Linked DNA regions of Mus musculus: region 1 is linked to region 2. The links are chromatin loops, found by intact Hi-C in ENCODE. Cell type or tissue: left cerebral cortex. All regions are shown on one strand. Each heading gives the region's core, and the rest is flanking DNA. Links, peaks and the distances in the headings are about the cores only. Region 1 has its middle 69 kb from the start of Mageb4. Region 2 has its middle 62 kb from the start of 5430427O19Rik.

The links. A loop is a pair of places that touch in the nucleus more often than their neighbours do. Peaks named below come from ENCODE experiments on the same cell type or tissue, not always from the same donor. Only the 100,000 strongest peaks of a DNase experiment are listed, where the experiment ranks them.
Region 1: it touches region 2 in a loop (5-fold over the local background); 2 of 42 quality-filtered maps call a loop at or near these places.

Annotation. Positions count from the first base shown.
Region 1 is chrX:86,316,865-86,333,797 of GRCm38, forward strand. It overlaps the pseudogene Gm8844 and the pseudogene Mageb8-ps. Among named protein-coding and RNA genes, the nearest start is that of Mageb4, 69 kb to the left of the region's middle. In left cerebral cortex, for the core only: a CTCF peak has its summit at 8,213 (motif pointing left); no DNase peak of the experiment used is centred there.
Region 2 is chrX:85,923,656-85,940,588 of GRCm38, forward strand. No RefSeq gene overlaps it. Among named protein-coding and RNA genes, the nearest start is that of 5430427O19Rik, 62 kb to the left of the region's middle. In left cerebral cortex, for the core only: a CTCF peak has its summit at 9,516 (motif pointing right); a DNase peak (open chromatin) is centred at 9,528.

The sequences.
Region 1 (16,933 bases), core at 4,393-12,392, 390 kb after region 2:
ACGACTTCTCTCTGTTCCAGCCAGAGGTGTTTTCCAGCCAGGCAATGTTAGGCAGGTGGATTTTTGAGTTTGAGGCCAGCCTGGTCTACAAAGTGAGTTCTAGGACAACCAGGACTATACAGAGAAACCCTGTCCCGAAAAACCAAAAAAAAAAAGGGGGGGGGGGGAGAAGAAAATGCATCTGACATCAAGTTGGAAAAATTCAGCATGTCTGCCCAGGGCAAGGAGCTGTTCGTCAATGCTGACCTGTACATACTGACCGGTCGCTGCTATGGGCTGGTGGGACTCCATGGCAAAGGCAAAACCACGCTTCTGAAGCACACTGCCAACTGTTCCCTGAGCATCTCCCCCTAACATTGATGTGCTGCTGTGTGAGCAGGAGGTGCTGGCTGATGAAACACCAGCCTTGCAAGCTGTCCTTTGCGCAGACACCAAGAGACTGAGGTTGCTAGAGGAGGAGATGGCTTCAGGGACAGTTGGAGCAGGAGGATTCCACTGCTGCTGAGAAACTAGAAAAGGTGTATGAGGAACTGAGAGCTACTGGGGCAGCAGCTGTGGAGGCCAAGGCAAGGTGGATCCTGGCTAGCTTGGGCTTCGACCCTACGATGAAGAATCAGCCCATACAGACGTTTGTTCTCTGGGGGTTGGAGAATGCGTGTCTCCCCGGCCAGGGCACTGTTCATGGAACCAACACTGCTGATGCTGGATGAGCCCACTAACCACTTGGACCTCAATGCTGTCATCTGGCTCAATAACTATCTTCACGGCTGGAGGAAGACGTTGCTGATTGTCTCCCACGACCAGGGCTTTCTGGATGACGTTTGCACTGATATCATCCACCTGGACACCCAGCGGCTCCATTACTACAGGGGCAATTAATTACATGACCTTCAAGAAGATGTACCGGCAGAAGCAGAAAGAACGGCTAAAGCAGTACGAGAAGCAGGAGGAGAAGCTGAAGGCTGGGAGCAAGTCTATCAAGCACGTGGAAAAGCAAACAAAGGAAGTCCTGCCTTGAAAACAGTAGAAGTGCTGACAGAAAAACCAGGATGAAGAGTTTCAGGAGCCCCCTGAGCTCCTGAAGCGTCCCAAGGAGTACACTGTGCTTCACCTTCCCAGACCCCCCCCCCCATCCTCACCCCCTCCCCGCCACTCAGTCCACCTGTGCTGGGCCTGCACGGTGTGACATTTGGCTACGAGGGGCAGAAGCCACTCTTTAAGAATCTAGATTTCAGCATCAACAAGGACTCCCAATTTTTCATTGTGGGTCCTAATGGTGTTGGGAAGAGCATACTATTCCTCCTCCTGATGGGCAATCTGACACCAACCAATGGGGAAATGAGGAAGAACCATTGGCTGAAAATCGGCTTCTTTAACCAGCAGTATGCAGAGCAGCTGTACATGGAGGAGACGCCCACTGAGCACCTGCAGAGGAGCTTCAATCTGCCCTACCAAGATGCCCGGAAGTGCTTGGGCCGCTTTGGCCTGGAGAGCCACGCCCACATCGTCTAGATCTGCAAACTCTCTGGTAGGCAGAAAGCCCAAGTTGTGTTTGTAGAGCTGGCCGGTCGGTAGTTTGATGTCCTCATCTTGGATGAACCAACCAATAACTTGGACATAGAGTCCATCGACGCCCTGGGGGAGGCCATCAACGACTATAAGGGGGCTGTGATTGTTGTCAGCCACGATGTGTGCCTCATCACAGAAACCAACTGCCTGTTGTGGGTGGTGGAGGAGCAGGATGTCAGACAAATCGACGGTGACTTTGATGTCTACAAGCGAGAGGTATTGGAGGCCCTGGGTAAAGTCATGGTCAACGTCCTAGGGATTGAGCTCCCCTCCTGGAAGCCTGCTGCAATAAGCTCCTATGGCTGGAATCTAGGCCATCTCCCTTCATCCACCTAGAAGCCTGCTGTGTCTGCTGCCAGCTGCAGCCACATGGGCCATGAAGGGGGTGTGTTGCCTTGATGAGTGTGAGAGCATCCATCCATGTGGATTGTGTCCTTCTCAATGAAGGACTGTGTTCCCCTTGAGGTAACTGAGCTGGCTTGCCCACACTGACTTAGTCTCTCTTCAGACAAAGGTGATCTTTGCTGTGATGGGTTCCCCTCAGGCCAAGTTAAGGTGACCTCTTGTCTCAAGACATTTGCCACTCAGAACTGGCCCTGGTCCCTCCTTTGGAAGGGTACTACTGACTCATCTGACACAAAGAGCCAGAACCTCTGGGCTGGAGACAAGTGTCTGAGACCTGTACTCTCTCACCAAAGATCTGGTGCCTGTGGTCCCTTGTCTCATGGGGACTTGAGGGCAGGAAAGGAGAGCTCCTGAACTGAAGTCTCCTTTACAAGGGAGGAAATAAAGGAGTGGGGTGCTGAAAAAAACTAGACTACAAAGAAAAGACAAGAAAGTAGAAAGGGAAATATTGGGGACAAAGGAGATCATTAGGATGGTGAATAGAATAAGAGCCCATGAATGCAGGACACACATGATTGATGTATATTTAATACATGTATAAAAGATTATGTTGAAACTATTATTATGTACAATACTATGTATTACTAGTAAGAAGTAAATAAAGGGAGAATCATTCTCAACGTCTCTCTTCCAGAGAAAAGAAACTTTCTGGGACCCATACAAGGAAGTGTAAGGGTGACTCATTCAACCATCCCTGCCAAGGAACATGCAGTGATGATAGCTCAGTAGACCCTGCCTGTCTTGAGCTCCTCAGTCCCTAAGTCTTTACTCAGTGTCCTCATCTAAGAGCCCTGCAGGGCCATTGTCCTCCTTGTTCACTGATGACTGCACATTAAGAATAATGGTCTCATTTCCTCTAAACCTGAGGCAAAAAACAATGGGCATCCATGAACCAAATGATATATTTGCCTTCACAGAATTAAAACACATCCCTTCCCTAGAAAAAATATCAAAAAGAGAATAAGAAGAAACCTCACAAACTTGGAGAAATAAAATTTTTGTAAAGAACTACTTGATAAAGGTCTGTTTCATAATATTCAAGAGTATCTACAACTCAATGATAAATACAAAATTCAGTATAAAATGGAGAAAAGATCTGAAAAGATGCTTCCCCAAATGATACAGAATATAAGTATGTATGTCCTAACATTATATGCTCTAGACAAATGCAAACTAAAATAGAAATGTAATACTACTCCACATCTATTATAAGAGCCCAAATCCAAAACATTGATGACAGAACAGCTTGGTGGTTAGGCAGAAGTTTCTGAGGATGCTAGAAACTGCCAGGAACAGCTCTGCTCTGAAAATATCCCCCCCAAAACAGAAAGGTACAAAAGGGTAGGAGTTGGGGACAACTTGGAGACACTGGATTTCAGCTTGGGCTTAGTAGTGTTTCTCATAAGCGTGGACATGGTCCTTTTCATCTTGAGACATGATGACTAGTTTGAGACAAATGACGAGAGTGTGAAATGAAGTGCAGGTGATACAGGCACCTAAATATTGTGCAATAAAAGCCCTCATTCATCCCTGGTTAGGATGGAAAATAGTACAATTAGTTTGGAAAGCAATTTGGATGTTTCCTACAAAACCACACAGATTTTTACCATTGACTACAACCATTATGCTACTTGATACTTACCCAAATAAGTAAACAAACAAACAAACAAACGAAAAACACCTATGCAATAGTCTGCACAGAATGATTTATGACAAATTTTTAAAGATTTTATTTATTTATTTATTTCATGTATGTGAGTACACTTAGCTGTAAAGATGGTTGTGAACCATCGTGTGGTTGCTGGGAATTGAATTCAGGACCTCTGCTCGCTCTGGCCCAAAGATTTATTCATTATTATATCTAAGTACACTATAGCTGTCTTCAGACACACCAGAAGAGGGTGCCAGATCATACCCGTGGTTGTGAGCCACCATGCGGTTGCTGGGATTTGAACTCAGGACCTTTGGAAGAGCAGTCAGTGCCCTTAACCTCTGAGCCATCGCTCCAACCCAATTTATGACAATTTTATTTGTAGTTGCCCAAACTGGTAGCAATCACGATGTTCATCAGTTTGAGATCAGATAGACTGGTGGTACATTTGGACTATGTTATTAAAAAATAGAGACTTGTCCTCTAGTTGTGACTTGACTAGTTCAAATGGACACAACTTGAACAAATATTGTATGTTAAAGGCTCCACAACTAACTTTTCTTAAAAAAAAATGAGTTATAAATCCACGAAAAGATACAAAAGAAACTTATGCACATATTACTTAGTGAAAGAGATCAATATGGAGAAGATTCGCTGTGAGTATTCTATCCAAGATTCTTAGGGAAAGGCAAAACTGTGAAGACAGTAAAATGTCAGCGGTATCTAGCACTCAGAGGGAAGTGTGACATGACCATAGAGGGCGAGGCATGGTTTTCAGTAAAGTGATGCTTTAACAATGAATATAAATTATGAAATTTATCAAAACCCCACACAATATGCAACACCACAAGTGAAGTATAACAAACTATGGACTTTAGAATCTGATATAATGACATGTAATACAAATTTACTAGTGTGTAAGAAATGTACCACTATACTATGGGATGCTGTTAGCAGGGAGGTTGTATATGTTTAGGAACTCAAGTTGCATAGGCACCTTTACATTCTGTTCAGGATTTTGTAAACTTAAAACCGCTCTAAAATAAAGTCAGTTCTTTAAAACCATATGAAAGCTTCTGCCTCATTCTTTTCTCCTTAATATAAGGACTGAATACAAGGGACCAAAGGGCCAGGCCATTTGTTTTCCCATATATTCATTTGTAGGTTATGATCTCAGTTCTCCTTTACTGTACATTATTAGATGTTGAGCAGGGTCTGAGACTTCCTATTTCTTGACCTAATGTCTTCCCTATTAAAAAAAAAATATGTCTAAGTAACAAGGAGGGCCCAAAGTGGGGTGTGCTTGAATTTCAATGAGAAGGATAATTAGATTAGACATGGGGGGTATTGGGTGGAGGGGACATGGGAGGGGAGCAGTGGCGATGGTAACAGGAGGAACGAGATAGGGGAGGATAGAAAGAGAGAGAGTACTCAGAGAGACAACTGGATTGAGAAGTGGCATCTCTGTGATGAGCTAGAAACATAGGACAATGGAAAGTCCCAGGAATGTATAAGTGTGATCTGAGCTAAGACTCCAGTAATGGGGAGTATGGAGCTCAAACCTACCATCTCCTGTAACCAGGCAAGACTTCCAATAGCCGGACTGGGGCACCAATCTAGCCACAAAATCTCCCATCTACAGTTTCTTCTGTCTACAAGAACATAAAAACTGAGCTGCCAACCAGAGAGAATGCCTGGGATAGACCTAGGCCCTCTACCCATATGTAACAGTTGTGACGCTTTGTCTTCATGTGGGACTCCTAACAGCAGGAGCAGTGGCTGTCTCTGACTATATCGCCTGCCTTTGGATCCCTTTCCCCTAACTGGGCTGCTTTGTCTAGCCTCAGTAGAAGAGACACCTAGTCTTACTGAATCTTTATATGCCAAGGCTAATTGATATCTATGGGAGACCTCCCCTTTTCTGAGAAGGGGAGGAGGGATGGAGAGGTTGGAGGTGAGGTGAGAGGGAGGGACTTGGGGGGGCGGGGGGAGGGGGAGAGGATGGAAGGGGAAGCTTGGATTGGAATGTAAAGTAAATAAATAACAATTTTAAAAACAGTACCTTTTGTGTAGCTCTCGTTAATGGGATTTAAGGTGACTGACTTTATCTTTCCACAAATATCCTTCATTTCTAAGATGTGGCAGACAAGAGCTGAAAAGACATCTCAGTCAGCAAAGCACATACCTTAAAACTCTACCTGAGTTCAGTTCCCAGGAGCTGAGTGTGATGTGTAATCCCAGCGCTGGGCTGAGTGTGACGTGTAATCCCAGCGCTGGGCTGAGTGTGACGTGTAATCCCAGCGCTGGGCTGAGTGTGACGTGTAATCCCAGCGCTGGGCTGGCAGACAGAAGCAGATCCCAGGGCCTTGTTGGCCAAATACTAGACCAGGAAAAAATGCCTGAGGGGGAAAAAAAGTGGATAGCTCCTGACAACAAATAACTACCACACTTGACCTCTGACCTCATCACACACATGTCTCTACTCCAGAAGTGTCAGACAGATTGCTGTTTTATGTGGGATTTCTGATTGGGAGTCCAAACTCGGTTCAAAGTCTAAATCACTGTAGGACCTTCCTTCTGCTAAGCAGGGTGGGTATGAAAGTGGTTTTGTCTTACATTTATGCCTGAAATCTCGATAATGTTTGACAGAGAATAATACAAGGGTCTCACTGAGAGAGGCTTTGTAGTTTTAGCACTTTTCAGAGTGTTTACTTTGTACCTATCACACCTAGGAAAGCCTCTGTCTCAAGGCTGGAGTCAGCCAAGGCCTGAGACCAAGGTCTTCATTTCCAGAGATTTCCAAAGGAGAAATTAGCCTCACTCAGTGAAGGCTGTCTGTGAACTCTGTGACCTGACCACAGTGACGGGATACTATGCACAACTTGGCTCTGGGTGAGTGCTTCTGGGGTTCATCTTCCTCATCAGGGTTTTCAGTTTCTCATAGATTTCAGACTACCTCCACTCATGTGAGTCTCCTTCGGGTAAGGCAGACCCTGGGAATCTTTAGTAATTATTAGGGTAGTAGAAGCTCCAGTCGACATCTCTGCCTGACATGTTTTCTATCTTCTCCTCTTTTAGGAATCTCTTTCATTTCATTCACATTCCTGGGTCACAGAATCACTGGGAAACACTAAATTATATGACCAATTTCCCTGTACTATAGTGAAATCATGACATAAGGCAAAGACCTCGGACAGACATTTCTTTAGAAAAACACAAGATTGTTCTATTTTTTTTTCATTAAAAGTAAGATTTGGCCTCACATATTCACATTGAAAAGGCTATAATTTTCTAAAAGGAAATTGTCCTGAATGATGGAATATGAGGACATTATTATTTGAGTTAATCTGATTTTCAAACATAATCACCATTTAAGTAGTATTTTCTCTTTCCTCCATTCTTTTGTTCTAGTAATGTATTAGACACAAAATCTCTCCTTAAAAGAAGAATCATGATTGGGCTGGAGAGATGGCTCAGCACTTAAGAGCACCTACTGCTCTTCCAGAGGTCCTGAGTTCAATTCCTAACAACCACATGGTGCCTCACAACCATCTCTAATGGTGATCTGATGCCCTCTTCTGGTGTGTCTGAAGAAATCAACAGTGTACTCACATAAAACAAACAAACAAACAAATCCGTTTTAAAAAAAAAATCAGGATCTTCTGGCAGGGTCTAGCCAGGTGAGTTCATCTTATCCTCTCCCTAATGCCCAGGCTAGCCTGGGTCTCACACCAGTTTCTTGGCCTAGTCTGGTCACTATTGCCCTAGCTGACCCCAAAGTCCCCACTTCTGCTAAGATCTACTGTCCCAAGCCTACTGGGCCCTCCAGTACCACATCTAATCTCCATGGTAAACCAGATTCTGTATAGCTTTTTCCAGAGCCCAGGACCCAACCAACCTATACCTAATCTAGAGGCCCCATTTGAGTCATACCTTACCTGTTAAGACAGCCATATCCTGCACATCATTCAACAGGATCTTGTGGGACAAGTGGACCATGCCACAAGACAGAAGTTGAGTAGGCCCAAACCCCAGGAAAAATCAGAATTGAGAACAGCAGGCATGGGGCCAGCTCCCTGCCAAGACCTACTTATTCTGGAACACATGATCACGACACCCCACTGAGAGGGCCATGACAACCAGTTATGTAGGGACAACACCTGAAGTCCCTGCCCATACAAATAGAGCATCCTTAACATCTCAGACTGAGCCAATGGCAGCATCTACCCTTGGATCCCACACTACTCCCAAAATATTTATGAGGTCCCTGTATACGTGGAATAAAGTGCATGAGTTATTTCACCAAGAATCATCTGAGAGTGGTTGTTTTATTGAGCTATAACACTCTTGGGAAGGGTTTTCTTTCCCTAAGAATTCATTGCTGGACCTTGGATCTACCCCCTTAGGCCTAGCTCATGCCCCTGCTGCAACCGCTGTGGCTACAAGCTGTCCACAGCTGCCCATAGCCACTTGCTGTTGATTATAGCTACTTCCCACTGCCTGCTTGCCTAGCGGCTCCAGCTGTGGCTCCCAGCTGCTTGCTGCAGCTTAGCCTGCCATCACTGCTGCCCCTGGCACTGGCACTGCTATGGTAGCGGGAGAGAGCTCCCCCTAGTGGAGTGGATAAAGGACAGCTGGCAGTCTGACCAACTCAGATACCACCAAGGCCCAGATTCAAGGCTTTGACTTGACTTACCCCCAAATCTACATCCTTTGTGAACAGTTGCGGGGAGTCAAAGGGCCAGTCCAGCTGACCCAAAGCTGCAGGATCTCCACGACACAGGACAACAACAGGATAACCAGGAGGAGTCCTGATGTGGATTCAATATTGATGGTTTCACAGAAGCCAGAGACCTCAAACCAGAACAATGACTCATTGTAACAGACATTTGCAAATGAAGATGTGTGGACAGAAGGATATACTGTGGTACAAACTGTGACATACTGCATCTTCCACACTACATCTTCCACGACGATATATTTTCTATGCGTGTGTGTGTGTGTGTGTTAATTTTATTTTAGGGGAGAGGTTCAAGGATGGAGTGGGATACAAGGGGATAGGGAGGTGACACTGCAGTACATGATGTGAAACTCACAAAGAATCAATACCATGGAAAGCTGGACAAAATCATTTCAGTCACCACAGAAAAGTCAAGTTGAAGCACATACAAACTTGGATCCTTAAACTCACAGCAAACAGGAAAATGGGAAGAAGAACAATTTAGTTCACTCCATAGGATCTGCATGAATCCCAGCTTGAAGACGACACCATGTTCAGTGGGAAAACTGAGAAGTAGTGAATCTTTATATTGTTTGGGAAAGAGTTGGCATCACCAATATGGGAGATAATATGTCAAAAGCTTGTAAAGCTGAAGTTATTATTTGTTACTATTTGGCAAATATACACTTTGGTAAATGGTTTTAGAAAACTAAGAAAAAGTTAAATAATGTGTATTCTAGATCTCCTTGTAAAACAATATCAAACCACTATTAATTTGGAAAAATAAACCGTTTTATAAGGAAAAAAGTGGGGTGGCTGAATAGACTACAAGAAAACTCAGAATATTAAATATAAGGCCCAGCACTGTCATAAAGTGAAGGGGTAGACAAGAGTAGTCCAGTCCAACAGGCACAGGAGAGGTTGTTCTCCTAGTATCTCCTACTACATCAGACAATGGGTTCAAGCCTTGTAGTTTACCAGTTGTGTGAAACTGCACATTACCAAAATCTGTAAGCTTCAGGCCTTTCATATGTGAAATGATTAGGAAAAAAGCCTTGTCTTTCAAGAATGCCTAAGTATGTATTAAATATGTAAAATTATGGGACTAATTTTTTTAAATACAAAATCTTGTTATGACTCATTTTCTTTCCATATTGCAATAAAACACACTATTTTTTTAAAGCCAGGAACTATGTTGGAAATTAAAGAAAACCCTCTCGGATAAAGTCAAACTTACCAAGAGAAACCAAGTGCTATTTTTTTTTTCCTTATGAAAAATCAATTTCAGTGTGAGGTTGACTTTCTCAGTTGATACAACATATTTTTTTCTATTGTTCATTTGTTTTGTTGCTTTGTTTTGGAGAGTGTGTTTCAGTGTGGCCTTGGCTGTCTTTGAACTTTCTCTGTAGACAGGGCTGGCCTTGAACTCCGAGATGTGCCTGTCTCTGCCTTAACAGCGCTAGGATTAAAGGCATGTGCCACCACTGCCAAGAACAGCACAATTTTTTTTTAAAAACATACTTCAGGTACCTTGAAACTTCCCTTCTCTTGAGTTGGCATTCAACTAAAGCCACTTCAACTTTTATCCCTCTAACCTCTACTGGAAATATTTGAAAGTTGCCAAATCGCACACAGTGTAACCTGATGAGTGTCCTCTAAAGGAGCACCCTCTGGATGTCCCAGTCCATGACAAAGAGTGCCAGCACAGGATTTTCTAGGTGTCTCACTTTCCTTGAGCAATGGCTCCTTTTTCAGATTATGAGTATATACAACACCCAGGGTATTCAGTGATCTTTAACTCCTGGCAGAGCCTTACAGGATGCATTCTAGTCCTGCCAGTTCTCTCCCAATTCCCCCAAATTAATGCCCAGGGCATTTTCCCAGTGTTAAGAAATGAAGCTGTGAAAATATTTTCGCACATCCTACTCTAACCCTATCCAGTAGCCAATTTTAAATTCTTTCCCACTGAAATCCTCGAGGCTTCCTAAGACCCAACTTTGTATTAATCAAATAATCGCTAGTTGATTACATTCCTGTAAAATACTCTTTCTTTACTTCCTTTTTCTGGACAGTATAATTAATTGAATGGTTATTTACTACATCTTCGTTATCTTAGCCCTCCAGTATTAGCATAGAATCACTAAGAGTAGATGGTCAAATTATGTTTAGGGACCAATTAAGCCTATGAACATTTGGGCCTAACTGAATAGTACTTACGTGCACAATTTTTAATTGAAAATTTTCATACAATAAATTTTGATAACATTGTTTCCCCTATTCAACTCCACCTAGATAAATGAAACAAAGACATTTATATATTTTTATTTTTATTTTATCATATAAAGAGAAAAGTTTTAATGCAAATATTAACCAAATTACCATTTTTCTCGTTCTCTATGTCATCATATATTTAATGATGAATTGTTTAAAATTTCTTTTATAAAGAAACTTATTCTGCATACCGATGAATTTGTACGAACAACATAGTATATTGAGCTAATCATATTGATACAGAAAAAGAATATTTGAAAACTGAATTAAACAAAAAGGCAGATAACTTTCCAAATTGCCCATAGAGAACAAGAACAGAAAGCTATTCACTCCACTTTCTCTAGTTGCAAACTGTCCATCATCAGCCCTTTCTTTCGATGTCCTCTTGAACTACAAGGTCAAATAAAAAACTCTTAACTTCACTAGGTGTGAGAGGACCTGCTTGACATGGCTGTGGGACCTTTAATTGGCATCTGTTGTTGTTTCAATGACTGCAGCTGCAGCTCTTTCTTCCTCATCTTTCAAAGCCTCATCATACCGAGACTGGAAGACATTTGGAACTGTATGGTTGATCTTAGCCCAAAATTCCAGGATTTTCATCTTGCTTGTCTCAGCATGAGACCTGGGACCCCACAGAAATTCATAGCTTGCAGGATCGCTGTTAGGCACTGGCTGATACTCCAGGTATTTAAGCTTCACTAAATCTTGAGTGATAAGCTTCCTGGGTTCCCCAAAAATGAAATGTTTCTTTCCATCGTATATTTTCATTCTATTCAGGAATTCCCAGATCTTTTCCTCAGTAGCACGATTTCCTTTCAGGAAGATTACCCCTAGGAGATTCATGAGCAGGCCAGTCTTGGGAAATCCCCTTCCTTTGGTCACAACACCGTCGTTAGGGAGATTCATTTTGCTAACAAGGGTGTAGGAATTCTTCATAGAATCCACTTCCTTTATGTCTACACCAAGAACCACCTCTAAGTTGAATGAAGCTCTTGTGAAGATCTCATGGAAGTGTTCTCTATTTTTTTTATTGATCATCTTCAACACATCTGCTTTCAGAATGTCCCTTTTCATTCTACACATTTCCATCATGTAGCTCACCACCAGGCGGACTGCACCAATGAGAGACTTTATAGGGCGCTTCACAGTAGAAGGTGAGGCCTGGAAAGAGCTATGTTTTCTCTTAATTTTGCACTTAGCTCCTCTATATGATCTTGTGAGAGAATCACTCATAGACTCAGCGGTAGAAAGGGCTCTCTGAGGCACCTTGGAAGTGCTTTGTAACTTAGAAGCAGATTCTTTATGGGTAGTAACCCCCAAATGAGGAGAAGATGGAGGGAAATGGCTTTTCTCCTCTGCTGCAGGGGCCTGGGCACCCTGGAGATCCTGGGTCTCACCTCTAGCCTGGTGGCATTTTCCTCCAGCATTGAGCCTTTTTTTCTGACCCCGAGGCATATTGATCTTGTTCGGTGTGCACTAGCAAACCAGTGATTCTGCTACCTGGAGAGAGATTGAGATTGCATAAGTACGTTCAACAGAGAGATAACTTTTGGCTCTAAGGAGCCCACCTTTACAGGATTTGGTAAAAGTACTGCTCTAAGAACCCACTCTGCCCTTGTTCTGACCAGCCTATCCTCTGATAACCCTATGGAACTAATTAAAGTGTACTTTCGACTGCAGCCTGCCACCTCATTTGGTGTGCACTGAGAATGCAAGTGGTAGTGGAAGGCTTAATTCTGATGGATCCCCTTCTCTCTGAGATAGGAAGATCTCTCAGCTTCGAAGCCAGTGCCATTATCATAGCAAATTGTTAGTAAACCTGGGCCCCTTCCTTATGCAGCACTCATTTTGGATTAACTCCATCTAATGCTCTCATTCCCTCCCAGGGGTCCTTAGGATGAAAGGAAAGAATACCTGAGCCCTCAAAACTCTTCATGGTTTACTCAGTTCTAAGAGATGACATAGGCTCACTGAGAATTCACGTCCAGAAATATTCTGCCCACTGAATCTGCGCCTCTGTTAGATAATACCTCCCTCTCTGGGACTTTCTGTGCAAATACTTAGTGTAGTAGGTTTACTGGGGTCACACAAGGCTAAGGAAATCCCCTAGGGGATAGATTTAGTGGGACCCTGTAGATTGCGAGACTGCAAATGCTCTCCTTAATCCAAATTCAGGGTCTTAAACCCAGATGACTTTTAGAAATTCACATTCAATTGATTCGACAGATGCTGACTCAAGTCTTTCTTCCAAGGCTTTCTTCCCATCACAAGGGGAATGAGGATGACCTATATCCTGCTACTATTGCCTGGAGTCTCTCAATACTGGGGTGTGTTGCTAAGGAATGTCACTATTGCAGAATCCTTGCTTTTTAGGTCCTTAGCATATCAAGTGGCGTCAGGATCTCTGTGATGTTCTGACATAAGTAACACAAACTTTGAATGAAACCTAGACCTTCTTCACTCACCTTTGAAGTAATCATTTCAAGCTTCAATGGCTCCTATAGTTTCTCAGATGTTACAGGCGATAGAGAACTCTCTGAGACTACCTATTTGAGAGATATTTCCTTTAATCACCACTCAGAGTCTCTCAACTGATTTTGACCAGGACACTCCATTGCTGAACTGGTAGCCCATCCATTGAATCTACTTATGCTGCATTCTGTGACTTTCCAGGCACAAATGAGGGACATTCCAGTCATGGAATTCTGTCAATTGAGTGTTTTCTCTGAATCCTAGGGTCCCTTCTTCTCCCTACACAAGTTCACTAGCTACAAACATACTCCTTTCCTTCCTTGGTCCTTAGAGTGAAAATGTACATACACTATATGTAGGTACACTATAATGGATAATGGGTTTTCTTCAGGCCCTTACTGAACTGGAAATGGGGCTAAGTCTTTTGACATCACCTCTCTTAAGGAGTGGACTAGCAGACACAGAGGATTCCTCACTGTACTGACTGAAGTGCCCTCACTCACCAAAGGAAGTCACAGGCTTCCCAACAAGAAGTAATGTAGGCAGGATTTGTGGGTTTGGGTGGCAGTACAGGACAAGACAAGGGCAGGGGTGGGGAAACATGGGGACATAGGCAGAAATTTATGAAAATCATTGTTTAGGAAACAATTCTTATTCTTACACGCACCTGTCAGCTTTACCTTAGTTTTCAACAAGAACTCCTATACCAGAATTGGGGTCCCCACCCATTATGTTCTATTAGGCTGTTCGCTTTGACCTTCAAGGCAGAAGTGAGGAGCATCACCAATTCCTGTTCATGGGCAGGAGTGGATTCAGTGGAGCAAGAATCCTCCCTCTACTGACTCAAGGCTGCTGCCCTGAAATGTAACACCCACCTTGTTTAGTTCTAGACCAGAAGTCTGGACTGTACAAACTAAATGGTCAACACCCAAATGGAAACAAAGTTGAGTTTTTTGATAAGCCTCCACACCCCCACACCTCCACTTTTAGAGAGCATCCTCCCTCTTAGTACTCATCTGAATCACACACCTCCTAAACAAAATTTACATTTCCCTCAGTTGATAGGATCTGGGCAGACACACACCTCCCAGCAACAGTTGACAACCTCTAGGCAAAAAAGATTCCTCCCTCAAGCAACTGATAGGATCTGGGCAAGCCCAAACCTTTCTCGATCCACTGGGAGAGTCTCACTTTGCGCCCCCTTCTGGAGGTTCTTAGGTATGTCAGCAGGAGCTGAATGGCACACCCTGGTTTAGGGGCAAAAGATCTTTCATCAGCATTGGGTCCCCCAGCTTTACTATTTTTAACCAAAACCTCTCTCTTGCAGATAGAGGGCTCATAAAATCCTATTAGGCTGCTTTTTGTGACTTTCCAGACAGAATAGGGGTCGGGGAGTGTACTCCAGAAACATGTTTGCTGACTCAACAGAGTGGATTCTATGAATCCTGTGTTCTCTTGCTCTATGGAATCCAGCTCACCAATCTCTCACCAGTCTCAAACATAGTCCTCATCTTCCTTAGTCCAAACACAGCTCTCACCTTTCTTAGTCTTTTGAGTGAAAAATCAATGTAAATTACAAATGGTAACTACAAGACTATGGTACCAGCCTTTGGCCAGTCAACACTATCGCTGTCACTGAGTGCAAGAAATGCTACATGGCTATGCTATCTGAGGAATTCTAGAGTTGACTGATAGCAAGTTTGGGAAGATCTCCAAATGATGCCATTTATTTTATGGTGGTGTATATTTTGTCCCATTCATTGGGGGAAGTGCCACTATGATCCTGTGTCTTAAATGTTTCTTAGAAAACATGCCATTTCTACAAACATTTGAAGTATTCATACTTCATAGATTTATTTAAAGGTCCATGTCCCAGGTTTGGGATGGGATCAAGACACTGCTATATATACAAGGCAACAGGCCCAGAACAGGTGATCTTGAAAAGAGAGAAAAAAAAAAGATGTTGTTGATTCCTTGTATCCAAAAGTCAGAATGGGCCACTTACATTACTCCCATTTTCATATACTTACCTATTTTGTGGGAAGGACATTTAAAGGATGCTCAACTCACTATGCTGTTGAATAAGTTTCAGATTACTTGACTTTACATATGTAGTCATGCTGTCAACATGTATTTTCTTTTCATTTGAAGAAAGTTTTATTTGTATCAAGTTTTTTCTTTCTTTTTTGGTTTTTCAAGATAAGAATTCTCTGTGCGGCTCTGGCTGCTCTGAAACTCACTCTGTAGACCAGTCTGGTCTTGAACTCAGAGATCCACCTGCCTCTGCCTCCTGAGTTCTGAGACTAAAGTCATGCTCCACCACTACCTAGCTTATATTAATATTTTTAATTTAAAAATTATTTATGTCATGTGTATGAGTGTTTTGCCTGCAGGTTTGTACACCATGTACATGCGGAGTCCCCAATGAGGTCAGATGAGGGTGTTGGATCCCCTAGAACTGGAGTTATACATCCATGAGCCTCTATATGGGCATTGGAAAACAAACCTGGGTCTCTGAAAGAACAACAAATGCTCCTTTTTTCCCCATTGCTGCTCTACTTGGCCATAATCACAGGAAGACTCTGAGAATCACGAGACAAAGCAGGATACAGAGATGTCAGTTGGGGGATGGTCAATGCTGGCAAGAGGCTCACTAATAATTTTTTAATTCTTTTTTATTAGATATTTTCTTCATTTACATTTCGAATGATATCCCTAAGGTCCCTTATTACCCCCCCCCAGCCCTACTTCCCTCCCCACCCACTCCCACTTCTTGGTCCTGGTGTTCCCCTGTACTGGGGCATATAAAGTTTGCAAGACCAAGGGGCCTCTCTTCCCAATGATGGCCGACTAGGCCATCTTCTGGTACTCCATCCCATAATCAGCCTCCAAACGCAGACATTATTGCATATGCCAGCAAGATTTTGCTGTAAGGACCCTGATATAGCTGTCTTGTGTGAGGCTATGCCAGTGCCTGGCAAATACAGAAGTGGATGCTCACAGTCAGCTATTGGATGGAACACAGGGCCCCCAATGGAGGAGCTAGAGAAAGTACCCAAGCAGCTAAAGGGAACTGCAACCCTATAGTTGGATCAACATTATGAACTAACCAGTACCCCGGAGCTCGTGTCTCTAGCTGCATATGTAGCAACAAATGTTCTTAACTGATGAGTACTTAACTAGCTTTATATGGGAGTGTTCCTAATAGCTTCATTATTCTAGTTCAATTCCTTTAGACACAAACTTCTGTAATCCCTTAGGGAGTTCAGCTTAAGATTAGAGAATGTGCTGTGTTCTATTAATACTATTGGTAATATTGTGTTGCACAATGGAAACTTCCTAAGACCTTTGTGAGTATTTGAAAGAAAAGGGAATTAGTGGATACTCTCAGGCAGGTGATAGTTCAGTCTCTGCTTGGCTTCTGTTTGTTTGTTTGTTTGGTGTTGGCTTGGTTTGGTTTTCTTTCTTCTTTTTTTTTCTTTTTCTTTTTTTTAAGTTTTTTTTTGTTTTTTTGTTTTGTTTTGTTTTGTTTTGTTTTGTTTTGTTTTGTTTTGTGTTTCTGAGACAGGGTTTCTCTGTGTAGCCCTGGCTGCCCTGGAACTCACTCTGTAGACCAGGCTGGCCTTGAACTCAGAAATCTGCCTGCCTCTGCCTCCCAAGTGCTGGGATTAAAGGCATGCACTGCCCTGAATTTACTATGTAACAAAGGATGACCCTAAACTCTTAATTCTCCTGCCTTTCCCTCTCAAGTGCTAGGATTAAGGTGTTTGCCACCGTGTCCATAAGGCCTTATTTTTGTTTTTTTTTAAATTTATTTGTATTTTTTAGCATACATTAACTATAAA
Region 2 (16,933 bases), core at 4,751-12,750:
GTGTAATGTATGTCATGTGGACTATAGCTACTAGTAGCAACAGTTTTCTCAAGATTTTTGCTAAATGAATTTTTTTATAGGCAAGGGGGTTAATTACAAGAGCTTATGGAGGTTAATTTGTAGTAACTTCTTTACTTTATACAAACCTTAGAGCACCATATCTTATACTTTAAATACATACAATAAAATTTGTCACATAAAAAGTGCAGCTCTTGACTCTAGCTGCATATGTAGCAGAAGATGGCCTAGTCGGCCATCACTGGAAAGAGAGGACCATTGGACTTGCAAACTTTATATGCCTCGGTACAAGGGAATGCCAGGGCCAAAAAGGGGGAGTGGGTGGGTAGGGGAGTGGGGGTGGGTGGGTATGGGGGACTTTTGGGATAGCATTGGAAATGTAATTGAGGAAAATACGTAATAATAAAAAATATTTTAAAAAGTGCCAGTGCATGGGAAAGAGAGGCTTCGGTAACACAGAGGGATCCCATTTCAAAAAGACAAATGAAACAAAGGAAACGGAGTAATTTTACATAACAGGCAGGAGACTAACATATGAATAAGGGGAAGGAAAGGACGTTGATGCAGGGTAATAAACAATCAGAGCTCTGCTCCAGGAACTGTCCTTTCAACACTACAGTGCTGATACTGTGAGCTGTGCATCCTCTTTTTACTGCCTTGCCAGTGGTGCCCGAGACTATGTAGCTTGTGAGAAACTTTACTGTCTGTATTTTCTCTTCACACATGAGATGAAATCACAGAACTAAAAGGGGCTATCAAAGTTTCCAACAAAGCAGAACTTCCTAACTCATTGTTCTGAGAGGGCTTTAAAATCCAACATAATTTCCATCTGGACTGATTATCTCTCACCTTGCCATATATGCTTCTTTTTGGCTTCCAAGATGTGTTAATGCCATTGCACTTTCCACCCCCTCCCCAGTCATGCAAGCCTCACAAGTAATTCATATTTCTCTCTCTACATAGTGTTCATATCATAGCATATAGGCTGTTGTGGTATTATGCATCCTTGTATATTTTCACTTTGGACACTTTTTGCCATTCCCACTGTTAGTACCTTGGCTTGAGGTCTCATTACAGGACCATTTATCATAGTAGACATTTGTTAGCATTCAGCTGAAAGAGAGCTCTCTCATGCTATCCCTGCCTCGCATTGCTTCTAGAGAGCAGCTGATGTCACGTTGCATTTTGTGATCACACCAATTATCTTATAAAATCTGTACTCTTGGTCCAGGCATTAGGAGTTACTAGGCTATTATTCTCACTTGGTTTGTGTAAAAGCTTATGACTCTTTCCTCCCCTCTTATATATAAAATTCATTATGTTTTCTTGATGATCCCCAGTATCAGATTTATCCAAATTAGAACATCTGATATTCCCAGCTTTGGTTAGTTTAGAAGTTATTTTCTTTTTTCTGAGAGCACCAGTGATGCCTTTGTGTGATAATCATCATGTTATTCTGCAGATTGTAAACATGTGCAATCTCTTAACGGGCCTGACAGATTGGGAGTTTATTGAGAAAAATGATTATCCATACTAATCTTTCTCTTAAGGGACCTTACATGCAATTTAGACTCTTTATGAAACAAACAAACAAACAAAAAAACTGAACAAACTTTAAACTTGACTTGACTAGAAAGATGGTGAATAGTTTTATGAGTGTGATATTCTGACCCTCAATATAAACACAACTTTAAAGTTGTTAGGTAGTTAAATAATAGGAAAATGCCCTTTTTTCTTCTTTTTGATACTGAGGCGCTGTTGGGAGCTGTTTTAGAAGTATGGAGACAGATAGAAGGCAGAGTTCCCTAATACTTTAAATTTTAGATGGATGTGGTATAAATCATTTCTGGAGGTGACATAGTACCCAGCCGTACTACTGTATCTGAGAGGGCTGTTAGATGAAAGTAATCTTTTCTAAACTCAAACTGACATGGGAACAGTTAAGTCTGATTTGTGAGCTACTGAAGTGTCATCTTTTATTCTTCTCAAAGACTTTAACAACTTGAAGGTGAGAACAAAGAGAAGGAAAGAAATGAAGGATCATTTATTTTTCTTGATGTTTTAAATTGATGTCCATCAAAATCTCCTCTCTAATGACTTGCAATGATACAATTGATGGGTCGTAAAAATGTTCACTAAGTTTTGACAAATTGGCTCACATTTTTATTTTGGTTTTGGAGTTTCAGCTTTGTATCTATTGATAAAACTGTGTACTATTATTTATTTATTTATTTATTTTTCCATTTTTTATTAGGTATTTAGCTCATTTACATTTCCAATGCTATACCAAAAGTCCCCCATACCCACCCACCCCCACTCCCCTGCCCACCCACTCCCCCTTTTTGGCCCTGGCGTTCCCCTGTACTGGGGCATATAAAGTTTGCGTGTCCAATGGGCCTCTCTTTCCAGTGATGGCCGACTAGGCCATCTTTTGATATATATGCAGCTAGAGTCAAGAGCTCCGGGGTACTGGTTAGTTCATATTATTTAAAAGAAGATACACACACACTCTCTCACACACATACATATGTATACACTGAATTTTTTATGTTGTTTTAAATAAAAAATATTCTTCCCTCATGGAATACCCTACCACAGTTTCTCCTTCCTTCACTCCTCCCACTTCTTTCACCTTCTCTCTTTCTCCCAGATCTACCACCACTCTGTTTCTTCTTGTGAAAACAGCAGACCTCAAAGAGACAACACCCAAACAGAGCAAGTCAGTGAGCCTGTTCATGTTCTCCTGGTGTCCCTGATTCCCCCTGACTCCTACAATCTTTCCTTACTCTCTTCCACAGGGTTCCCTGGTCTCCAAGGACAGGAATTTGATGGAGATGTTCAATTTAGACTCTCTTTCTCTACAGTGTTTGGCTGTGTGTCTTTGCACCCTCCCCGATCTGTTGCTGGAGAAATCCTCTCTGGTGATAAGCAGACAAGATACTGAACTATGAGTATAGCAGAATTAACAGAAGGGATACTAATGTTCATAAACATGTACTATGACTTAGCATAATTTCCTAGAGTCTTTTTCCCTTATTTTATTTGGAATGTATGAATATGATTCCACATTCTAATTATTCATTATTCCTTTTCTCCATTAAGGTACAAGAAAGGGTACAAAGTTAATTCATATTTTACAATTAAACATGCACCCAATTCTAATCGGGCTATATAACTTCTTTGAACTATAGAAGATTAAAATGCAAAAGAGAATGGCCAAAGGATTTGCTATGCTTTTTACTTGCAACTACAAGAGGAAGGTCATTATTATTTTGTTGCCATTACAGGGATAAGTTATCACTGGAAGACATTGATTTTTTGGTATCTTTATCTTTTCTAAGCAGTTGACTAATCAATTAAATAATATCTGTGTACCTATTCTACACCAGGAGGAGTTTTAGGTGCTGGCATCCAGTCAGTTCACTCTTTTTGTTTTGTTTTAAGCGTGAGGACACCTTTATTAGCTTTGAAAAGGAAAATCCCAGGGCACACAAGATGTGAACCTCCGCAGCTGGCCTGAGATGAAAAATGGAGAAGAAAAAGAGAAAAAGTCATGTTGTTTGAGTTAAACTAGAATGGAGGAGGTCTGCCCCAGAGTGTACCAGCAGCCATGGGGTGGGAGGGAAACCATAGAGAAAGAGTACAGCTCACAGTGTTAGGGAAAACATGCTTGAAGGGAGAGAGAGAGAGAGAGAGAGAGAGAGAGAGAGAGAGAGAGAGAGAGAGAGAGAGAGGGAAAGAGCGAGAGAGAGAGCGAGAGAGGGAGGGAGGGAGAGAGAGAGAGAGAGAGAGAGAGAGAGGGAGGGAGAGAGAGAGAGATACCTACAGCATGGTCAATCTGTACTAACTGTTCAATAGTTTTCTTTTTTTAATGTTAACTTATTTTGTGTGTTCTGTAAGGGGATTTGGCTGTGCCTATGTCTGTGCATCTCTTGTCTGCCTCCTGTGGATAGATTCCAGAAGAAGTGGGGATCCTCTGGAACTGGAGTTGCAGATGGCTGTGAGCCACCATATGAGGGGTGAGTATTGAAGCCCAGTCCTTTGGAAGATCAGCTAGTGCTCTTAACTGCCGTGCAATCTTTGCAACCCCAGTAGCTCATTCTTAACTGATTCATTCGCATCTCTAGTTGTATGACCACCTCTAGATACTGTCTAGAACAGGTCTACTTTTTTGGATCACAATCTTTTGCATGGTAGGTACATGACAAAATATTTTCCAAAAACATCATTGAGCATGGTGTGGTGCATGTCTTTAATTCTAGCACTTGGGAGGCACAGACAGGTGGCATCCTGTGAATTTGAGGCCAGCCTGGTTTATATAGCAAGTTCCAAGCTATAGAGAGACCCTGTCATATATATGTGTATTTCTTCTGTCCTCAAAATCCACCTTTTATTTGACCTATCTTAGTGGCTAGTGACTGATGGATTGCCAAAGTCTATGTCTGCTTTGACTGTTACACTGCCCATCCTGTTCAAATATTGTTTCAAGAAGGCCATTCGCATCACACGCATATCTAGTTTCAATTCTCCAAAAGCTTCTGGAGAGAGCCGAGCAAGAGAGCATCCTCTGAGCTGTTGTCTTCGCTGCATTTGTATTTCTCTATTTGTTTTTAGACAATGTTTTGTTTTATAGTTCAGGCTTCCCAGGAACTCTGCATATGTCCCAGCCTGGCCTCAAACTGGAGATCCTCCTGCCTCTGTTTCTTGAGTGTTACAGTTATAGGAGAGGGCTGTAATATCTCATTTGACTTATTTCATAGATCAAATTTGATTTTTAACTGTTTTTTGAGGTTTCACTTATTTTTTCCATTTTTTATTAGGTATTTAGCTCATTTACATTTCCAATGCTATACCAAAAGTCCCCCATACCCACCCACCCCCACTCCCCTACCCACCCACTCCCCCTTTTGGGCCCTGGCGTTCCCCTGTACTGGGGCATATAAAGTTTGCGTGTCCAATGGGCCTCTCTTTCCAATGATGGCTGACTAGGTCATCTTTTGATACATATGCAGCTAGAGTCAAGAGCTCCGGGGTACTGGTTAGTTCATAATGTTGTTCCACCTATAGGGTTGCAGATCCCTTTAGCTCCTTGGATACTTTCTCTAGCTCCTCCATTGGGAGCCCTGTGATCCATCCATTAGCTGACTGTGAGCATCCATTTCTGTGTTTGCTAGGCCCCGGCATAGTCTCACAAGAGACAGCTACATCTGGGTCCTTTCGATAAAATCTTGCTAGTGTATGCAATGGTGTCAGCGTTTGGATGCTGATTATGGGGTGGATCCCTGGATATGGCAGTCTCTACATGGTCCATCCTTTCATCTCAGCTCCAAACTTTGTCTCTGTAACTCCTTCCATGGGTGTTTTGTTCCCACTTCTAAGGAGGGGCATAGTGTTCACACTTCAGTCTTCATTTTTCTTGAGTTTCATGTGTTTAGGAAATTGTATCTAATATCTTGGGTATCCTAGGTTTTGGGCTAATATCCACTTATCAGTGAGTACATATTGTGTGAGTTCCTTTGTGAATGTGTAACCTCACTCAGGATGATGCCCTCCAGGTCCATCCATTTGCCTAGGAATTTCATAAATTCATTTTTTAATAGCTGAGTAGTACTCCATTGTGTAGATGTACCACATTTTCTGTATCCATTCCTCTGTTGAGGGGCATCTGGGTTCTTTCCAGGTTCTGGCTATTATAAATAAGGCTGCTATGAACATAGTGGAGCATGTGTCCTTCCTACCAGTTGGGGCATCTTCTGGATATATGCCCAGGAGAGGTATTGCTGGATCCTCCGGTAGTACTATGTCCAATTTTCTGAGGAACCGCCAGACTGATTTCCAGAGTGGTTGTACAAGCCTGCAATCCCACCAACAATGGAGGAGTGTTCCTCTTTCTCCACATCCACGCCAGCATCTGCTGTCACCTGAATTTTTGATCTTAGCCATTCTGACTGGTGTGAGGTGGAATCTCAGGGTTGTTTTGATTTGCATTTCCCTGATGATTAAGGATGTTGAAGGTTTCACTTATTTTTAAGTGGATAAGTGTTTTTCTGAATGTTCTATTACACGAAGTAACCAAGGAGGCCAAAATAGGCCCTTTGATCTCTAGGGACTAGAAGTACAGACAGTTATTAGCTGCCTTGTAGATGCTAGGGATTGAATGTGGGCCTACTGGAAGAGCAGGCAGCACTTTTAACTCCAGACGTACCTCTCGAGCCCACAGATTTTATTTATTTATTTATTTATTTATTTATTTATTTATTTATTTTTGCAGTATTCATGAATATATCAGAATTATGCCTTGCCATTTTCTCATTACAAAACCATACATCTCACATTATATACAATAGATTATAACACCATGTTATATTCCAATAACAAAAAAGCTGTGCATGCTGAGTCACTGTCTCCCTTTATTTCACCAGTTTGTATACACATATCTTTTGCCAAGTAACTCTCCATGTCCCTTTACTAAAAGAGGAGTGTGTTTCCTTACTGTCAGACTTTACATTACAGACCTGGCTTGCTTTGGTCTACAGGATGTAAGCCCCAGCAACTCTGCTAGATTTGAGCTGAAGCCTTATGAATGTTTCAGTTATACTATGCACTTCAATCTTCAACGTAAAATTTCCATGGCACAGCTAGTCTACTGACCCGAGGAGATTGAGAAACATGCATGGCAGAGGCAGATTCTACCCAAAGCCTTGAGTTAACCCAGTGAGCTCACCCAAGCTCAGCTTTTTCAGCTTTTGATAGATGTGTGAGGAATATATGTTTAGGATGATTTATCATTGATACTTTGTACTTATTTACTATGTGGAAGTGGTTGAGTGTAAGAGTTTGAATTTTCAGTCCCAGAGATTTGGATTTGAGCAACTTACCTGAAGCTTCAGTATCAGCATGTGTGATCATAATCATGCACATACATGTAACTTACATGTAATCTTAACACTTAGCTTAGTACTGTAGAAATAAATAAGATGGTGCATTGCAGTGTTAGGCAGGGTTATGTTTAACATCATTGTTCTACTTACAGATGCAATGCTAATTTGGAGCCTAGAAACCCAATGAGATAAGGGACATCCATGAAGTCCAAGATGAGGATTCCAATTTCAGAGCCTATGATGATTTAAAAAGGAATGCAGGGCCTCATCTTGTCTATTTAGCTTAATGGCTGTTGAGCTTCATAAATACACTGCTTATGGAAGGTAAGTAATTGTCTTGGAAATGTTTTTTTTTTCTTTTAAATGAAGTGAAAATTACATCCATCCCCTGGATTATAAATTGCAATTAGGCATATACTGTAGTTAGCATGTCTGACTTATGTGTGAGCAAGAGTTTGGGTAAATATGTGCGAGATTTATTTTGTAATTTTCCACATGTCAAGAGAAAACAGCTTCCTCCCACCCCATCCCATCAGGTCAGAATAAATTGACTCGATATAAAGTTGTGGCCAAAGGTTGAAATTTCCATGTGATTGATGGTCAAAGCACTCGCTGTCGGGACCTCCTCCACTTGCATATTACTTCCTAAGCTGGAATCTATTTTGTGTAAAATATTGAGACCATCACAGTTCTTTCTGCCTCTTGTGTGACCTCGAGAGTGAAGAAAAACAGTTTGTTAACTTCATTGTTAAGGTAGATTAAAAAGCACTGACTTGTGGTAAATACATTTTGTAAAGTCTATGGCTAGTTTTCATGTCTTCACGTATACAGTGTTCACATATGGTTTACTAACTAATTAAACAATGAACTCTCAGCTCCCAGTTAAAGTTTTCCTGCAGAATACATAAAGTCTCTGGAGAGGAGGTGGCCTTTTTCCTTATTGTGACCATTTCCTTCTGATTAACTTCCATATCCATAAAGAGAAACCTCACAAAGGAGTGCAAGCAGGGCCAGAGGCAGTTGTAAAAAATGTTATAGTTGCCAGAAATCCAAAATATCCTCGACTTGTCTTTGCACCTTTCATTTTGATATATTGCTAATGAAATTAGTGCAAATTCTTGAACCTCATTTTATTCCTAATTGCATGAACATGTGTGCATGTGTACAGTATAGGTATACCATTGTTTTTTATTTAGATCCTGTTGAAAACTGACTTGGGCTATGATTTGGGTACATTTTTTAATGAAGCAAAGTTGATGTTTATTAAAAGAGAGACATTGCTGGGATTTTGGATAACTTGTTATAGGGATAAACTTTAATGGAGGAGAGAATTCTGTATAAGTTGAGAAAGGGGTTGGTATGTGGTTCATTTCAGAAATTGGTTGGTATTTCCCCAGAATATTTACTCCTTAAAAACCCCTTATATAGAAGATTTTAAGATGTGCTATAGTATTGGATCTATGAAGAAAGAAGATAATTTTGCAAGGGTAATCATATAGAGATGGCATATAGTGAAGAAAAGGGCAGTTAGAAGTCATCCTGTAGAACCCTGGTGGTCCTCTCTAGCATGGAGTGGTTGCAGAGTACATTCTTTATCAAATGCGACACCAGAAGGCACATGCAAGAGTTAGGAATTTTAAATAGAAAACTTCTCAAACTTTATAGTAACCTCAAATGACAGATGTCTGGAAAATCCCTTTTAAATGTTGATTTGGCTGGCAGTCAAATATTTATGGAGACTAGGTGGGGGAGCATATCACATTTCTCTTACAAAGAAACTTTATAGAAATAATAAACTGCCAAGCGTGGTGGTGCACGCCTTTAATCCCAGCACTCGAGAGGCAGAGGCAGGCAGATTTCTGAGTTCGAGGCCAGTTAGGAAGAGAGAGAGAGAGAGAGGGAGAGAGAGAGAGAGAGAGAGAGAGAACATGCACAAGTTGCTGCTGCAGACAATTGGACTCTCATCCCCCTGACATGTTCCAGGCAGAGAGATCATGCAGAGAACATCACAGAACTGTGCCACCACAGGGACAAGGAGCCGATTATCTTTATGTTCTATTCTCTTGTTGATAGTGTCTCTTGAAGTTGGTAACTTCAAGGCATTTCTACTCTGCCCTTTATTGGCAAGAATCATTGTTGCATCCCAATATGGCTCTTAGGTAGAAGGAAGGCAGACAATGTGTAGTGGTCCACTCAAGCAGCAAGAGTTCTAGAGTCAGCAGACTGAGTGTGAGTAAAATCCCAAAGGTCATCTTCTATAGGGCACAATGCTTCCTTTGTTTTTATTTGAAAATAAGACAAAATAAATAAACCTTTCACAATTTTCACTTTTCAAACAAACTAGTTTGTTCTAAATAGTAAGTTGATTGAATGAAACATTTCCAGGGCTCTGTTCTGTTTCCATGAGTTTTTATTTTTTTTCCAAATTAATCCCCTTTATTCCTATTGGCATAATGAATGTATACCAATGTAGAAGCTCGGATTTTTCTCACAAGCAACTCTAAAATAAGAAAAGCTAATTTTAGCCCCAAATTCACAAATTTATTAAGGTTTCTTCTATGCAATTTATTTTTTGTACCTTGACATTTTCTACCTTCAAGGACTTTAATTATGAGTCCTGGCCACTAGATGTCACTATACACCAGACTAATATCAAAATACTTGCCTGCAAAAGCTTAACATTTTCTTTGCTGAAGTTTCCAAAAAAGTTATTGACAAACATCCGTTTAAATTGTCAACATTTTCTGGTGTAAATAGTCACATTTTACAAGTATAAAGTTCAAATTACAAAAGATCTGGTCATTTACCAGGGAATCTGGAACTTACTAGGGATTTTTAAATAATTTTGGAATAATCCCAGCTCTGTCACATATTGGGCAAACACAAGTGTGAGGACTAACTACATTAATTCATATTTAATTATTCAATTTAAACCACGTTTTAATACTTCTTAAGCCACTTTAAATAGAAAACTTCTCAAACTTTATAGTAACCTCAAATGACGGATGTCTGGAAAATCCCTTTTAAATAGTTGATTTGGCTGGCAGTCAAATATTTATGGAGACTAGGTGTGGGAGCATATCATATTTCTATTACAAAAAAAACTTTATAGAAATAGTAAACCGTGGAGCATGGGTGGTGCACACCTTTAATCCCAGCACTCGGGAGGCAGAGGCAGGCAGATTTCTGAGTTCGAGGCCAGCCTGGTCTACAAAGTGAGTCCAGGACAGCCAGGGCTACACAGAGAAACCCTGTCTTGAAAAACCAAAAAAAAAAAAAAAAAGAAATACTAGACCTTTAGACTGAAGGTGAATTTACACACACACACAATTCTTATAGGAATAAAAAAGCCTAATTTTGTGGTACAAAAGCCTCCTTGTACTAGGGGTTGGCAGTGCTGGCTCATGTCTTTGATCCCATCACCCAAGAGGCAGAGGAAGGAGGATCTCTATTAGTTTGAGGCTAGACTGATTTGCAGTGTGAGTTCTAGGACAGCCAGGGCTACATAGAGAGACCCTTTCATGAAAAAACAAAACACAAAAGAAACAAAAAAGAAACATACTAGGGCCCTAAGATATCTGATTCAATAAACTCAGTGTTTAGAAAAGATAGCTTGAGCACGGAGCTTGCCTAACACCAAAGTTTCAGAACTTGATCTCCAAGAAAATTTTTAAAAAAGATAAGTATAGAACAAATATTTTCCTTTTAAAATGAAAAAAAGATTTTATTCCCCTTTAAAATAAGAAGTTTCTTATGACACTTTCACATGTATATGACACTGTGCTATGTATGCTCATATTTGCCTAGTCCTCTTTGGCCTCATCCTTCAGACACAGCTCATTCCCCAAAACGGCCCCTAAATGAGACAGTTTGATCTGCTTCTTTCTATTTATTAACAGGAGGAAGACTTAATGCATGGTAAAGTGAACTTTGATGCTCCACACAAACCACTATGATTTTGGAGAGCTGTCTGAGCGTTAAGTCATCCTAAATGCTCAATTTGTCTATAGTCCCACACAATTATCTAGTCCATATTTTTAGTTCTTTCCTGTCTCATTTTTTTTTTTTTGTCTAGTAAGCAAATGCACATGCGGCCCCCTTTGTACGATGATATTTTTGAAGTTAGAAATTGTGTTAATGCCCTATTGTTAATGTAACTAGTTAGCACATGTATGTCTTCAAATAACATAAAGTAATTCTCTTACAGATCAGGTGAGACCTCCAGAATAGGTTTCGATAATGCTAGATTCAAATTCCTGCCTGGCTTTTTTCTTCATGATGCCTTAAGAAAGAACCTGTCCTTGTCTCTTTTAGCTCTAGAGGTTGCTAGAATTGTCTTTTCTGTCTCATAGACTCTTCTTTCCTACTTTTAACAAGCAGTAAAACACCTTGACTTTTCTCTGATTCCATGTTTGCATCTATTTTTGTCGTACAAGGACTATTTTTTATCACATTGAGATCCACCAAGATAACTCAAGTTAATCTACTTAGCTCAAGTTCTTGAAGTTAGTCAAATCTTCAATGGCCCCTTTGGCACAAAAAAGGACCGTGTGCAGTTTTCAAGAATTAGGACATGAAAGAGCTTTTGTCTAACCTACTGCAGTGTTGATATAGTACATGCCTCACCTCGGAGCCCATGATCAATAGATAGAACTATGATATGATGGAACATGAAATGTTATGATAAAACATCAAATGTTAATTTGACAACATGATGCTGTGTCAGCGAATGACTCAAGATTAAAATGACATATTTGGGATCCGTGGAAGTCACTTGCATTTAATTTTCAAGGAAGCTTAAATAATGTTTTAAATTTATTCTCTGACAATTTCATACATCTACATAATATATCTGTATCATATCCACTCCACCCCTCCACTTCTCCTGGAACCTCCACCCCCTCCCACCTTGATTCTTCCCCCTCCTTCTTTTGTATAGCACACCTAGTTCAGTTAGTGTTACCAGTACGCTCAAGGGTGTAGGGCCATCCACTGGAGATACACGAGCTGCCAGCAACATTCCCCAAGACAATAGGATCCTCCACCAGTAGCCATCACTTAGCAATACCTCCTCACCTAGGAATGGGGTATTGTTATCGACTCTCCCATCTGTGCTGTGATATTGCCTAGATTGATCCTGTACAGGTAACCGTGGCTGCTGTGAGATCATGATACAGACACCACATCAAGAGCTGAGCACTCAACCATCACCCATCTTCTGCATTTTGATCAACTATTAGTCTCTACATTGATTGATGCCTACTGAAATTTCTGTAACCAAATAAGGTTTAAGATATAGTATTGGGGAATCAACGTACATCCTCCTGTATTCTAAGTAGACACTATATCACTGAGCCACACCCTGAGTTTCCAGTATATATTCTGACAAGGCTTCATTGATAAGAAAATGATTACCTAAGTCAATATTCAGATACAAAGTGTAGATTAAGTTGTGCACTTCTGTTGAATTAAATCATATTTATCTCTCTGCTACTACAATAAAAACATGTTGATGTACTTTTCCAGATCATCACTTAGCTTAGGGACCAACAAAAGACTGTGTCTATACATACTTATATTTTCCTTAAGGCACTTTCCCTTGTTTTTCAAATCAGGCTGAAAAACATGGAAGGACGCGGCAGGGGGTGGGGCAGTCATAAAGAAAAATCTTGTGAGTCTATAGAGGAAAATTAGATAAAGGCAATCTTAATCTCATTATTTTCACTTCATATTTGTCTAATGTTGTTGACATTTCCGTGTTATCTAATCTTGAACATACTTGAAGCTATTATTTTAAAAAATAAAGGACAACATTTTGTCAGCACGCCACCTTATGTGGAATAATTACATTGAAGAGACTATCATTTGAATACTTCAACTTTACACCGAGTTTAAATTATGCATTTCACCAGCATGCAATTAATTGAAGGAGAGACACCTGCAAACTAATGCCATCAAATCAAGTGTGTAAGTAGAATGTACACTTAAGTGAAGTGGCCTATCTCCTAACATTCACATATGGCAAATTTAAGATGTCAGCAGAATTAAATACTGCTCAATTAGAAACAGGCCACTTAAAGAATTGCAGTCTTCTGCAGGCACAGACAACCTCACTTATTCCACTTGGATGAGTTTGACATATATTCTACCCAAATTTGTCTTTTGAATGCCTATTATAATGAAATGTGTCCTTCACGTACATTTATTAGCTGTGCTTAGCTAATAGCTATGCCTTAAATACTTAGTAGTATTTAATATAGAATTTAGGCAAATTGAGATTCAGTGGGTGTCCCTGAATCCCCTGATGCCCTGTAAATAATTGTGTGCATGCACACATCTTTATGTGATTGACTCTATCAATGGACAACCAATATCTATTTTTTTCTATTTTTTTTGTTACTACAAACATAGCACTTTGCCTGGGACATGCTTGGTTAAATAGTGCACTATGCCTATTTCTCTATTTTCTAGCTACGGTGCCCAATGTGATTTAAGTATAAGGTGTTTTAAATAATTAATTATTTCCTTTGTGTTTATGTTTTTTTTTTCCTTGCTGTGCCTTGCTCTCACAGAGGCAAGAAGATGGCAGGTCACCTGGGACTGTGATACAGACAGTGGTGAGCTGTTTTGTGGGTGCGGGAAATCAAACCTAGCTTATGCTTTTAACTGCTGAGCCGTCTCTTCAGCCACATGTTGACAAGATTTGATTTCTCCTTAAGGGATTTCATAGGGAAAGCCTGTGCCATATCCTCTTAGCTTTTTCATTAGTTTTTGTTTTTACTGCCCAGAAGGCCAGATGTGACAGATGTTACTTTAGCAGTCATATTGGAACTTCTGTTTTGTTTTATGGCTCTGGAGAGCAAACCAAGGGACTTCTGCCTGCTAGACAAGTGCTGCAAGCTAACTCTGTTCTGAGCTCCATTTTGGAGCTTTAAATTCCAGGCAAATAAACTTTAAAAAAAATACCCTGAATCCAGAAATGATAGTACATGCCTTAAATCCCAGCGCTTGGGAGGCAGAGACAAGAGCATCTATGAGTTCAAGGACAGTCTGGATGACAGAACAAGTTCCAGAACAGGTAGGGCTATTTAGAAAAACACTGTTTCAAATAACAACAGCAGCAAAAACAAAACAATCTGGAGCAAAGTTCAGTAGTGAGTGCCTATAAGCTTAAGATTGAAGCAGGAGGGTCATAAGTTCAAATCCATTCTGAGCTACATAGTTTGATGCTAGTCTTTTGTAGGAAACCTGTCTCAAAAACAAAAATATAAGTGTGTTTTAAAAATGTTTGTATTAAGGTAGAATTTACATAGAGTAAAATATTCTGTTCTAAAGCAGACTGCTCAACTCATTTTGTCAAAAGAATACTAGGACCCACAGTATTTCCATTATCCTGGAAACTGGTGCAATCACTTTATGAAATAGTAGTCAACAATAAAAATATAAATTAATGTATAACTACAGGAAAAAGTACCAAAGACATGCTTCAGACTAAACTGAGCACAGACTTACCTGGTGTTCTTGATTATAGACTGGAGACACTGTTTTGTTTTGTTTTGTTTTGTTTTGTTAACTTCATAGCTATGAAAATCAATTTACCAAATGACGTCTTTGTCTCTAACTCTATCATCTATCAATTATCTATCTCTCTATCTCTCTATCTCTATCTGTCTGTCTGTCTGTCCGTCCATCCATCCATCCATCCATCTATCTATCTATCTATCTATCTATCTATCTATCTATCTATCTATCTATCCATCTATCTATCTAATGGGGCCAGGAGCAGTGGGATGGGGAGGATCAAGCCTGGAGTAAGACTGAGATTGAAGCATGTCCAAACCCAGGAAACTTGTTCTGAGATGAGCGGGAGAAATATGTCCCAGTGCACTTAGCCCTGCCCTCCCCACCTTTGCCTCACCAGAGGAGTTAACATAGCTGAAAGCCAGGTTAAACTTCCTTTGCCTTTATAAGGTCATGTCCAGATCCACCTGGAATTCATCCTCATGCAAATGAGGCATTCCTAGCACCCTGGCCCTGGTCAATGATGTACACATCCCAATAGTCCCTACTCACCTCCCAAAGGTTTAAATAGTTTTTGCCCCCCGCCTAAACTGAATCAGTTCTCCAAAGCTGTTCCTGGGTGTTCTTTGCCTGTGCACTCACTGTCAAGCTGCACTCATCCAACCCCCTAAGCTTCTCTCCCTTCAGTCCAGCCTGCTGTGCAACAAGCCTGGATACCCCGAGGGGAAGAAGCAGATGTAGGCTGGCATTACCTATCATCTATGTTGATTAGTTTTAATGTCAACTTAATTTACCAAAGAATCACCTAAGAGATTCTTATTGAAGGACTTCTGAATCCCCTTTGTTTGTGAGGATTGCCTTGATAATAATTGAGAGGAAAGGCCTGCCCATTCCAAACACTGCTCTTCCTTGGATTTGGGTAATGGGCAATGCAACTGTAGAAAGGGGCCTGAGCCACATACATACATACATACATACATACATACATGGCATACATACATGCATGCATGCATGCATACATACATACATACATACATACAAGTAAGAACGTACCCATTCATTCTTTCTGAATTTGACTGCGATTGTGACTACCCCCTGCAAGTTCTTGACTTGACTTTCTCATACTGAGACTTGAGCCTGGAATTGTAAGTCAGATAAACCCCTCATGTCTTAAAATTACTTTTGTTAGGGTATTCTATAACAGCAATAGAAATGAACATAGGGCATCAGCTATCAATGAACAATTCTCACCTATTGTTTCTGTTTTTCTCAAGAACCCTGGTAAATAAGACATATTCCAATAGCAGTAGTGTTTATTTAAACAGCTTCTGAGGGACTACTGACATTGTTAACCATTTAATGGAGCCTGTGATCTTTGAAAAAGAATGGGCTGTTCTAAAAAATATTGGGGTGGTGGTGATTTGACGACTTCTGGTAAAAAGGAAAAGAGAAAAGAGACCTGGGAATACTGGAGACACAACTACACTTTTTAGTTAAGAATTGAGAGTTTCAATGGGGAATTTGAGTTTTCTTATATAACATATATAACATAAAAAGCTCTCTTCTCTATTCAGCATAAAATGAACGTGTCCTGGATTATAATAGACATGCTCATTCCTTTTCTCCTTTCTTGTGCCTGCCTTCACATGTGAATATTAGTAGTTGCTGCTGAGACCACAGGGCCTAAACAGTTACAAGTGTTTCCTCATTTGTCCTTTCCAGAAATCAAAATTGTCATCCGTTTATGCTAAAATGGGATGTTCTTGATACAGAAAGCTGAAATGTACCAAATACCTGGTCGAGGTGATGGAAGCATGAAGCTCTGGAGGGCTTCGCCCTCTGTGCTCCAACCATATCCTCCCTGTGTCAACCACAGGGAAGGACTTTTGCACCTTCTGAGTATGGAAATTTCAAAGAGGTACCAAGTGCTATCTCTAGGTAATGATCAGTTATTCAGTCACTTTTCCTACTATGCTTGGCTGTACATGGAAATTTAAACTGATAGCCTTTAACACCTATGCTAGAAGATATTGATGCTAGAGACATGAAAAATCACACAGCTAACAGCATAAGAATGCTAAACAACACTCAGCATTGAAATCTTCACAGAGCATCCAATTCCCTTTTCCCAGAATTCATGTTAACTAAGTGTTTTTCAAAAATTCAATTTCCAGAATTCTTATGGATTAAAGACACAACTGCAAATGTATTCTTCTAAACCAGTGGAAGCTGATTCTATGCAATTGTAATAAAGGAAACCCACATATCTAAAGATTCAAAGTGGTTTCATGTGTTCTTGGAGATATTTACTGTCTTTGGGGGTTCTTAATCACTCTTAAATAAACTCACAAGTAAATATTGGAAAGGCTCTATGAGTCTCAGAAAGACTATAGTGGTGAAGTCAAATAGGATAGGTTTTGAATCTCTGCAAATCTTTACTAGTTTCATGATTTGGAGTAAATTTTTTGGTCTCTCTGAGCTTCAAAATATAATATACTCTATTGAATAAAATA